3 separate regions of the Homo sapiens genome follow, and regions 2 and 3 are each linked to region 1. The links are chromatin contacts, found by Hi-C or POLR2A ChIA-PET in ENCODE. All regions are on one chromosome and are shown on one strand. The core of a region is the stretch at or near the end of the contact, and the rest is flanking DNA. Distances in the headings are between cores, read along the strand shown.

Evidence for each region. Hi-C counts contacts between places; a loop is a spot of excess contacts on that map. ChIA-PET counts read pairs that join two places held with the same protein, here RNA polymerase II (POLR2A). Pooled maps may share reads with other maps.
Region 2: a pooled map shows a loop between it and region 1 (11-fold over the local background). The contact joins the promoter of CYBA here to the promoter of ANKRD11 in region 1. A Hi-C loop is called at or near these places in 1 of 168 maps with a recorded cell type or tissue (CD8-positive, alpha-beta T cell), 5 of 37 single-sample maps with no recorded cell type and 10 of 50 pooled maps.
Region 3: a pooled map shows a loop between it and region 1 (6-fold over the local background). The contact joins the promoter of CDT1 here to the promoter of ANKRD11 in region 1. A Hi-C loop is called at or near these places in 2 of 168 maps with a recorded cell type or tissue (K562 and naive thymus-derived CD4-positive, alpha-beta T cell), 12 of 37 single-sample maps with no recorded cell type and 14 of 50 pooled maps. POLR2A ChIA-PET finds 5 or more read pairs at or near these places in 4 of 52 experiments (CD4-positive, alpha-beta T cell, H1, activated B cell and 1 more).

The regions. Positions count from the first base shown.
Region 1 is chr16:89,488,698-89,492,302 of GRCh38, forward strand. ANKRD11 (ankyrin repeat domain containing 11) reads right to left here and starts at 1,864. Exons shown (of 13, transcript NM_013275.6): 1 at 1,548-1,864. LOC101930112 (a long non-coding RNA gene) reads left to right here and starts at 2,273. Exons shown (of 2, transcript XR_933895.4): 1 at 2,273-2,689. RefSeq lists enhancers at 410-923, 924-1,438 and silencers at 720-789, 830-939, 1,020-1,069, 1,644-2,123, 2,324-2,413 and 1 more.
Region 2 is chr16:88,648,698-88,652,302 of GRCh38, forward strand. CYBA (cytochrome b-245 alpha chain) reads right to left here and starts at 2,356. Exons shown (of 6, transcript NM_000101.4): 1 at 2,259-2,356. The coding sequence starts at 2,316. It overlaps MVD (mevalonate diphosphate decarboxylase), which reads right to left. Exons shown (of 10, transcript NM_002461.3): 10 at 3,243-3,605. RefSeq lists enhancers at 694-1,589, 1,590-2,483, 2,484-3,378, 2,806-2,955 and silencers at 1,966-2,115, 2,266-2,545.
Region 3 is chr16:88,801,777-88,805,381 of GRCh38, forward strand. CDT1 (chromatin licensing and DNA replication factor 1) reads left to right here and starts at 2,013. Exons shown (of 10, transcript NM_030928.4): 1 at 2,013-2,283; 2 at 2,769-2,891; 3 at 2,986-3,122. The coding sequence starts at 2,056. RefSeq lists enhancers at 1,267-1,842, 2,561-3,444, 3,445-3,605 and silencers at 1,775-2,014, 2,095-2,204.

The DNA of each region.
Region 1 (3,605 bases), core at 614-3,113:
TGGCTAAGTCTCAACATCCCAAAAAGGATCAAAAGATTCTCTAAGTTTTGCAGTTCAACAACTGTGCACACTTTTATTTCTCATTTCAAGTGTTAAGGATATTGCTCTAATGACTGCATAAAACTCTCTCCTCATGTAAGAAAGCCTGAAATCTAATTTCTCTACCATAAAACCCTGTTCTTGCAAAAGGATACAAAACTACTCATAATCTACAAAAACGATGAATCCTAAGCATGTTACATAGAAGGAAAACAGTTTCAAAGCATAGGGAGCTGTTAGACCAGCTTCATCTTCCCAAGCCTCTTCCAAAACTTCTTGGAAGCTGATATATAACACTAACCTTCCAAAAACACAACAGAAGCAGAAAATCTTAATGGGGCACCAGGAAAAGAGCAAGCCTCGAGAAAAATCAAGACTCCCCCCGACCAACCTTCCCAAATAACACAAACACAAGAGTTAACAGTACAATCCCTCTTTGAGAGGGGACTGAATCAATGTGGCAGGGCCAACCCTACACACACACACACACGCGCGCGCGCGCGCGCGCGCACACACATACACCACACACACAGCTACCGCCCTGCCAGGGGATGATGAAATGAGGAACGGAAATTAACATTTCAGGCAACGTCTCACATTGTTCCTTGAGGCCAAGGGCTGCTGTTGCAGCCGCCACCGCCACCGCTTTCCTCCCAGCCACCCCCCACACCCGCCCGCCTACCCTCCCCCTAACACCCCCCACACGGCTGCCCGCATTCCTGCCCCTCCTCGGCCTACGCGCGCCTCCTGCAACCCCGACGCCCCCAGGTCCCCAGTTCGCCCTCCCCCTCCGGCTCGGAGCCCGAGAGCCGCCTGCTCTCATTTCAAAACAGCGATAATAATAGGGACGCTGAGAATAACAACTACGACCAGCACGGCGAAGGCGCCCCTCTCGCGGGTCAGAGGTCGGCGCCCCAGCTCCGCAGAACCCGGCGCCCGGCCAGCGCCCCCTGGCAGCCCCTCCCGGCAGCCTCAGGTCCCCAAGACCTGCAGGCCCGCCCCGAAGCCCCCCGTCCGCCCCTCACGGCCGCTCCGAGCCCCCGAGGCCCGCCCCGGAGCCCCCTGTCCGCCTCTCACGGCCGCCCCGGGCCCCCACGGCCCCCAGGCCCGCCCCGGAGCCCCCAATCGGCCCCTCAGAGCCGCCGCGGGCCCCCGGCCACCCAGGCCCGCCCGGAGCCCCCGTCCGCCCCTTACGGCCGACCCAAGCTCCGCCGACCTCCCAGGCCCCCCCCGGAGCCCCCTATGGGCCCCTCACGGCCACCCCGGGCCCCCAAAGACCCCCGGCTGCCCCGAACCCGGACCCGTAGGCCCGCTCCGGGACCCATTATTGGTCCCTCACGATCGCCCCGGGCCCCCAAAGACCCCCGCCCACCCGGCCCCGACCCCCCAGGCCCGCCCGGAGGCCCGCGGCGCAGCTCCGTCGCCGGGGAAGGCCTGCAGGCCGCAAGGCCGCGCGAATGCCCCGTGCCCGCCCCGACCACCGCCCCCAGACCAGCGGCGCCTCTCACCGTGCTCCGAGGGCTGCGCGGCTCCGCGACGGCTCAGCGGCGGGGCGCGGGCGCTGCCCATGCAGCCCGCGGCCGCGTTTCCCGGGCCGCGCGGCCCGAGCGGCAAGGCGGCGGCGGCGGCGGCGCGGGCTCGGGCCCGGCAGAGCTGCGAGGGACGGCGGGAGGCGAGCCCGCCCCTCGGGCGCGCCCACGGCTCGGGCGAGAGCCGCGGCTCCCGGTGCGGACGCTACTGATGGGGCGTCTGGCCGCGGGCTCGGCGGCGGCGCCTCCCCGGCTGGGGCCCTCGGTCCATCGCGCACCGTCTCAGGGCGGCCTCTGGCTCCAGGACCCAGCGGCGGCTGCGGCGGGAGCCGGCCGCATGAGACGCTCCCGCCCATTGGCCCGCCGTATCCGCCACCGCCATTGGCCCGCCCCGGCCGGCCGCAGGGGCTGTGCACGTCACAGCGCCGTGAGTTAGTGCGCTAATGGAGTGAAGGAGAGAGGCGGGATTGACAGCCTCTCTGGCGGTCCGGAGGCGGGACTAGGAGGACGTCCCGGTAACGATTGGGCAGGGTCCTGCGTAAGGGCGCATGCGACACTGGAAGTAGCGAGCAACTGGATTGGCTGCCTCCGTCGCAAAGGAGGGTGGGTCTTGCATTCTCGGGCCTGACGATTGGTCTTTCCAAGTGCCGGAAGCAACAGGGATGTCGTCTGGAAACAAAATCTGGTATTGAAGCGCAGGGAGACAAAACGTCCACCTCTAGAGCCGAGGCGGCGGTTGCCTGTCGCGTGCCCGTGGTCTTCTGCCTGCCCCCGGACATCTCGGGCCACGTCCGGCCCGGCCTCCGGCCGCGCTGCCCTAACGGGCGTCACGGGGCATGAAGAGCTCTGGGCGGCTGCGAGGGGAGGGTACCGGGGCAGCGGGGCGGTCGCTCGGGGCTCCCGCGCGGTGACTCTTGCTCTGCCGTCGAAGAGAACGGCCCTCGGGCGCGTCGCGGCCGCGGCTCCAGAGCCCCTGGGCCTCGCGCTCTGAGAGCCTGAGCCGCTTGAGGAGGCCAAGCGCCCACGAACCGCATTCCCTGCCTTGCTAGTTAGTTCTCCAACACGCGAAAAAGGTAGACGAGGACTGGTTTTCTTTGCAGCTAAAATGAATCAAGCCTCTGGTAAGTGTGGATCCTGTTCTAAGTGCACCTGTGTTCTCCTCCAGAACTAAACCAAAAAGCAAGGTGAACAAAATCGGTGCTCCTTCAGTTTCTTCTTTAGTTCTGCATGTTACTGGGGACTAAGACAACGGGTAAGCAAACTATTTATAGGCCTCAATTTACGAAATAACGGAATTGCAAAGTCCGGAGTGGATAGGACCGTGAGGACGGTCTTTTTTCTTGGGCAACACGCATTATGGTCGAGAGATCAGTTGTTAAACCGCCCCTGTTCAAATCCCAGCCCTACCAGTGACTAGCGGTCACCCTGTAGGCTTTGTCTCTCAGATCTTCAGTTTCTTGGTGGGTAAAATGGGAACTACAAGTAGCACCTATTCTTTTTTTTTTTTTTTTTTGAGTCAGGGTCTCACTCTGTCGCCCATGCTGGAGTGCAGTGCTAACTGCAGCCTCAGCTTCCCGGGCTCAGAGGATCCTCCCACCTTAGCCTACTAAGTAGGTGGGACCACAGTCAGGCATCACCACACCCGGCTAATTTTTTAAATTTTCGTAGAGATAGGCTCTCTGTGTGTTTCCCAGGCTGGTCTTGAAATCCTGGACTCAAGCGACCCTCCCTCCTCAGCTTCCCAAAGTGCTGGGATTAGAGGCATGAGCCACGGTGCGGGCCAGGAGCACCTATTTCATAGGCCCATCGGGAAGATTAAATGAAGGGGCTGTGGAGGCTGTAGCACGGTGCTTGGCACGTATGTGAGCTCTGGGGAAACATTAGTTATGCTATAACTGGACCTTCAGCCTTCTCTAGGCAGCCAGATTTCGGGCTCCACCCACAACTAGTCACGCCATTGGATGAGGGGTGAGCGCCTGATAAAAACAGCCGGCGTATGCGCTGATGTGCGTTCACGAAGAGGTGATCCAAGTGTTT
Region 2 (3,605 bases), core at 1,106-3,605, 840 kb before region 1:
ACCTCCGCCTCCAGGGTTCAAGCAATTCTCCTGCCTCAGCCTCCTGAGTAGCTGGGACTACAGGCGCCCGCCACCATGCCCAGCTAATTTTTACATTTTTATTAGAGACAGGGTTTTCACCACATTGGCCAGGCTGGTCTCGAACTCCTGACCTCAGGGAATCCGCCCGCCTTGGCCTCCCAGAGTGTTGGGATTACAGGCATGAGCCACGGCGCCTGGTCCTTCCTACTATTTTATTTCTTTTTTTTTTTTTTTTTGGAGACAGAGTCTTGCCCTGTCACCCAGGCTGGAGTTCCGTGGCGTGATCTCAGCTCACTACAACCTCCACCTCCCAGGTTGAAGCGATTCTCCTGCCTCAGCCTCCCGAGTAGCTGGGACTATGCGCGCCTGCCACCATACCCGGCTAATTTTTTGTATTTTTAGTAGAGACGGGGTTTCACTGTGTTAGCCAGGATGGTCTCGATCTCCTGACCTCGTGATCCGCCCGCCTTGGCCTCCCAAAGTGCTAGGATTACAGGTGTAGCCACCTTGCCCTGCCAGCCATTCTGTTTTTGTCTCCACATGGTCTTGTTGGAAGATTTCCTATCCTTGGTTTGAGCCCAGCTACACATTAACTCTCTGGGTTTGTCTGTCTGCGTCGGAGGAGGGGAGGGCAGTGTCCTTGAGTCTACTCAGCCAATTGTCCATGCATCTTTGGGGACCGTCCTGGTCCCGAGCCTGCCATCCGAAAGAGGGTGCAAAGCTGCCGCTGGTGCCACCAGGGAGGTCTGAGGACGTATTCTGGCACCCAGCCACATTTACAGAGCACCTGCTGTGTACAGGGGGGACTCTTTGTCAAGGCCCTGCTGTCTCCGGGCCAGCTGCCTCCTGGGGCTGCACGGTCTGGAAGGACCTCCCCAGGCAGGTGGCATTTGAATTGAGAAATAAATGAGACAGCCATGAGGCTCTGCAGAAGCAGCAGCTTGTGCCGAGGCCCTGGGGCACGCTCAGGAGATCTAGGAACAGAAAGGAAGCACGGCAGCTGGAGGAGGGGGCCGGAGAGCCGGGAGGCCAGGGCGGGCAGTGCAGGGCGTCCAGTCTGGCTCTAACTCTTCGGGCCAGGAGCCCCTGGAGGGTTTCAGCAGGAGGCCAGACTAGAGCCCAGGTCTCCTGGCTCCCAGCTGGGTGCCCTCAGTCCGTCTACTTCCTGTAGGGAGTGCGGGGCAGGCAGGGTGAGTCTCACGGGGCAGCTCTGGGGAGAGCTGTCTGAACTGACCCACCGACTTCTTGGCCGCTGACTCGAAGCAGGCGGTCACTTTCCTGGGCACAGGACAGGCTGCAGGGCCCCGTCCTCCAGCCCTCCCACCCTGAGGTCTCTGCTCCCACTCCAGCTGCCACGCACCCTCCAGACAACAGGGAGGGCGCTCAGAGCCCCAGGGGAGTGGTGGCAGCGGGCCCCTCCTCCTCACCCTCAGCCCCCAGGCCCTTCCCAGGCACTCCTCCCCCGGTGCAGGTCCTTCCTGGAGCTGCTGCAGTGGTGCCTCTGCCCTCAGACCTCGCCTGAGCCCAGCCTCACCCGTGCTGGGCCAGACACTCCCTGGCCCTGGTCCCGAGAGGGTCCATTTCCAAATGGAGTCCGCTGCCCTCACCAGAACCTCTGAGCAAATGCACAGGAGGGTGACTGGGGGCTGTGCCATCCCACCCCAAGAGCAAAGTGCCTGTGCAGCTGGGCTGGGCAGGGCCGTCACTGGGTGGTTTCGGCGCCTTGTGAAATCTCAGACCGCCTCCAGCGCAGACTCCAGATGAGAAGGGCTGAGCCCCAGGGCATGAGCCCATTCCCCACCCCAAGCCCAGGGAGAGCGACCTCCAGGCCAGCTGGCTACCGAGGGGCAGGGGAGCTTCTCCCGATGCCCAGGCCGGAGCCCCCACTCGGGGGCTTCGGGGCGGTGACCCCGGAAACCACCGGGGCTGAACCGCCTCTTCCCCTGCGCTGCAACTTCCTCCTTCGCGGAGTCGGGGGACCGAGAGAAGGGAATGGGGGAGGGGCGCCGCGCTCCGCAGGGTCTGCAAGGGAATTACTGGGGGTCTCAGAACTCCTCCTTCCAGCCCGCGGCCTGAGGGTCCCGCCCCCGTTCCCCGCACCCTCCTGGCCTGACCCCGGCCCGGCCTGGCCCGCCTGGCGCCCCACTTCCCCACCCTGTAAGTAGCCCGAGGTCCCGGCTGGGGTCTTGGGACACCCCTCCAGGCTGCAGCCTCCACCGTCCCTGACGTGCACTCACTCAGGCCGGACGCCAGCGCCTGTTCGTTGGCCCACATGGCCCACTCGATCTGCCCCATGGCGACACGAACCCGGCTGGGACACTGCTAGGCGCGCACTGCCGCCCCTGCGCTCCCGGCCGAACCCCGCCCCGCCCAGGCCCCGCCCCCAGCCCCCCAGGTGACCGCGGCTGGGCGGAGACCCGCATCTGTAGGGTGCAGGGCTGTCCCGGAGCCTTCTGCCCCCGCCCTCTCTAGCCACGCCGAGGCATAGGAGGGGCCCTGCCCGGCAGCCCCAGCCCAGGCGGGGAGTTCCTGCGCTTCCCCAGGGCTTCCCAAACTTCAGCTCTCAAACACTGACAAGTGCCCCTGCCCAATGCTCCGGACCCAACCGAGGGTCCCGTGTCAACCAGGCGTCTATTAATAGCAGGACAAGGTGTGAAGGTCGGCTTCCTGAGCAAATCGGCCTCTCCAGAGCCTTGGGGGGTGGGGGAGTCACCCCTACAGCCCGGGAACACCTCTGCACCCTGATGCTACCAAGGACAAGGGTGGCCTCCCCATGGGGACCAGAGGCCCAGCCCCCATTTCCTCCCCCTGGCTCTGGGCTGGCACAGGCGTGGCCTGGGTCAGACACTGCAGGGGGCCTCCCGTCACCAGGTCACTGAACTGTGACTGAGACTCGAGGGAGGGGACAGGATGTGTACAACTGGGAAAGCACAGAATGCAGGGACGGCCCCGTCACGTCCGGCCTGGGTACGGGAGGCAGGGGCTGGCGTGGGGGTGGTGAGCCCAGCGCCCATGGGAAGACTTTAGACCTGGGGTTGCTCCTGAGGGTCCCACCTGAGCCAATGTGGGGTTTGAGGGGAGCCCCTCTGTGGCTCTGCCCAGCCTGCCCCTCCCCCAGGCCCTCATGGGGCACACCTGGACTCCCTGACAGGTGCCAGGGTCACTCAGAGCAGGAACCCCGGGATGCTGGTTTACGAAACAGAAAAACGGCGGAGGCCGGAGGCAGCAATGCTGGTTTATTCCCCATGGCCACCGGGGCCGCACTGGTGCCCACTCCTGCCACCATTCCAGCCACACCCAGGCCGTGGGCAGCCACCCTCCGAGACACCTGGGCCGGGGGCAGGGTCTCAGCAGAAGCGCCGTGGGCAGCCACCATCCGAGGCACTTGGTGGTTTCCTGAGGCCCAAGGAGGCTGCTCCCAGCACGGTGACCCCTTCCCTGGTCCGCTGGAGGGACCACCTCCCCACTGAGCTCCTTTCTCAGAGAACTGGGCATAGCCAGAGCTGGGGTGAGAAAGCCCTTCAGCCCTGCTGCACCGAGGCTCTGCCAGTTCTCATACCCCCTCCCCATCCCATCTTGGCAAA
Region 3 (3,605 bases), core at 763-3,262, 690 kb before region 1:
TTATTTCTTGACCCACTAAAAATTTGCTACCAGCTGCTTGCAAAACACAGGTCTAGGTGCTGATCCCTTATATACAGATGGAAAACAAATGCCTCACCACGCCCTCCCCATCCCCCCACTTATGAACGTCCTCACTTTTGAGGTGTTTTGTTTTGGAGATGGAGTCTCGCTCTGTTGCCCAGGCTGCTGGAGTGTAGTGGCGGGATCCTGAGTAGCAGAGATTACAGGTGCCTGCCATCACGTCCGGCTAATTTTTGTATTTATTGTAGAGACGGGGTTTTGCCATGTTGGCCAGGCTGGTCTTGAACTCCTGACCTCAAGTGATCCGCCCGCCTCGACTTCCCAAAGTGCTGGGATTACAGGCGTGAGCCACCGTGCAGGCCACCTTTGAGGTATTTTGCAAGCACCAGTTGCATCATCAAACCGGTTTCTATTCCTTTAACTTAAAAAAAAATAGGCACAATTCACGCTTTTTACAGAAAACTTGGAAAATGGGAAAACAGAAGCCCTCCTCTGAGCCCTGGCCGCCTCCACCCGCGTCCCCTTCCCTCGCAGGCCTCCAGGCCCCGGCGGCCCGCATTGCTTTGCGGGGGACTTCCGCAGCGCTGCGCCTGGCCCTGCTTATTGGCGTCTCTGGAAGGAGTGGCTGTGGCTCGGGCTCTCCAGATAAACCGCGCTCTAGGCCGTTTCCCAGATAGGAGCGCTATAGGTTTTAAGAACTAAAACTTTAAAATCTCAGCCCTCAGCCATGCTAAAGGCAGTTTCTTTTCTTTCCTTTTTTTTTTTTTTTTTTTTTTTTGAGACGGAGTTTCTCGCTCTTTCGCTCAGGCTGAAGTGCAGTGGCGCCATTTCGCCTCCCGGGTTCAAGCGATTCTGCTGCCTCAGCCCCCCAAGCAGTTGGAATTACAGGCGCCCGCCACCACGCCTGGCTAATTTTTGTATTTTTAGTAGAGAGGGGGTTTTACCATGTTGGTCAGGCTGGTCTCGAACTCCTGACCTCAGGTGATCCGCCCGCCTCGGCCTTTCAAAGTGCTGGGATTACAGGCGTGAACCATCGCGCCCGGCCCCTTTTCTTCGTTTCCATGTAATAGCTTGATTGAGAAATAATTCACATATCAAATCCACCCTTTTAAAAAGCGAGCAACGCGGATCGCGGAGGCCACGCCTGTGATCGCAGCGCTTTGGGAGGGGGCAGTTCCAAGAGAGCGGATCACTGAACCGGGGAGTTCGAGACCACCCGGCAACGTAATCTCCGCCTCGATAGAAATAGTTTTTTTTTTTTTTTTGAGACGGAGTCTCGCTGTCGCCCAGGCTGGAGTGCAGTGGCGCGATCTCGGCTCACTGCAGGCTCCGCCCCACGGGGTTCACGCCATTCTCAGGCCTCAGCCTTTTGAGTAGCTGGGACCACAGGTGCCCACCACCACGCCCGGCTAATTTTTTGTATTTTTAGTAGAGACGGGGTTTCACCGTGTTAGCCAGGATGGTCTCGATCTCCTGACCTCATGATCCGCCCGCCTCGGCCTCCCAAAGTACTGGGATTACAGGCGTGAGCCACCGCGCCCAGCCAGAAATAGTTTTAAAAAAAGAAATAAGGAGCGTGCGGCCCGCGGGGGAAGCGCCTTTACCAGCTCGAGCCTGCAGCCCCCCAGGCCGCGCCGTCCTCGGCTCCCCCGGGCAGCGCCGGGGTTTTGTCAGGCGCGCGCTGCTGTTTGCCTGGATTGCGCTCATTCTGACCCTGAAGCCAGCGGCCCCACTGACACGCCCTGAAAAGTGGGAGCCACACGCGGGATCCGGAGACCGCGCTAAAGTCCCACGCACGACGGCGCCCGCCGGCGAGTCCACGCCCGCACGTCGGCGCATGCGCGCGGCCAAGCCGGTGCCCGCGCCCACCAGCGCGCATGCGCGCCCCGTCCCTTCCCTCCCCCCGTGCTCTGCCCCGATGGTTCGGTCCGCGCCGGGGGCGGGGCCAGGGCGCCCGCGGGAAATTTGGCGGGAACCGCGCCCGCCTCTTCCTCCCTTCCTTCTTTCCTTGCTTTCGCCGCGCACTCCGCCGCCATGGAGCAGCGCCGCGTCACCGACTTCTTCGCGCGCCGCCGCCCCGGGCCCCCCCGCATCGCGCCGCCCAAGCTGGCCTGCCGCACCCCCAGCCCCGCCAGGCCCGCACTCCGCGCCCCGGCCTCCGCTACCAGTGGCAGCCGCAAGCGCGCCCGCCCGCCCGCCGCCCCCGGACGCGACCAGGCCAGGCCACCGGCCCGCAGGAGACTGCGGCTGTCGGTGGACGAGGTGAGGGGCGTGGGGAGACTGAGGCCGGGGAGTTGGGGGCGGGGAGACTGAGGCCCGGGGGGCAGGGCTCGGGGAAACTGAGGCGGAGGGACGGGGGCGGGGAAACAGGCGGGGGGGACGGGGCGCAGGGAACTCTGGGACAGGCCGGGGGATCCTGGGGGCGCCCTGCCACCACTGGGGACTTGGCTGGCTCCTGAGATGAGCAGGAGGCACTGGGGGGCTTGCACCGGGATCCGATGATGGGGCTGGAAGTCCAGCTTCTCTGCGAGGCCAGGGCAGGGGTCCGACCTGGAAACGGCCCCGGAAGACGAGAGCAAGGCTGTGTCCCCGGCCTTAGCACAGACCACCATCTACGGGAAGTCCTAAGCCCCCCAGCCATGCCCGTCCCAGTTAACTCAGAGCGGCTTCTGATCCTTCGGGGTCCTCTGCAGAGCCAGGAGCACCAGGTCTTGTCATGAGTTCACCCTTGGGGTCCCTCCCACCAGGTTTCCAGCCCCAGTACCCCCGAGGCCCCAGACATCCCAGCCTGCCCTTCTCCGGGCCAGAAGATAAAGAAATCCACCCCGGCAGCAGGTCAGCCGCCCCACCTGACATCCGCGCAGGACCAGGTGAGGGGCGGGGCCTGGGGCAGATGCGGGAGGGCTGAGTGGTGCCGGCCTGCCTGCCTGCCTGACGGCACCGTGTCCCCTGATCCCCCTGAAGGACACCATCTCTGAGCTTGCGTCATGCCTGCAACGGGCCCGGGAGCTGGGGGCAAGAGTCCGGGCGCTGAAGGCCAGTGCCCAGGATGCTGGGGAGTCCTGCACCCCAGAGGCCGAGGGCCGCCCTGAGGAGCCATGGTGAGTGCTGGGTGGGCGGCCACGAGGCCCCGGCAAAGGCCGGGTTGGTGGCAGGCGTGGCCCAGCGAGCCTGTCAGAGGCCCAGGTCTGCTCCTTCCAGGGAGGGTGGTGGTGAGGTCACCAGGGCGCGGACCCAGACCCCTGAGAAAAAGGTCCCGGGCACTGCTGGCGCTGTGCCCTCAGTCCCTCCTGCGGGGGGCAGCTCCTGCCTCGGGGACTCTGGCAGGTTTCAAATGCTCCTGATGCATTGGTGTGTTGTCTGCCTCTGCCCCTGAGAGCTGACGAAACTGCGCTGGGGAGAGGGCAGAGCTTCCCTGGGGGAGCTGCGTGGACACAGCAGAGCTGGGGTGTGGAGCCGGGCTTTCCCGTCACCACTGCTACCCCTAACGGTGCCAGTGCTGGTGGGTGTGCAAGGGCCGCGAAAGCCATCGTGTGTGGCATGGCAGGCCCCATCGGAGGGTCTCCCTGGCCGAGGGGCCTGCT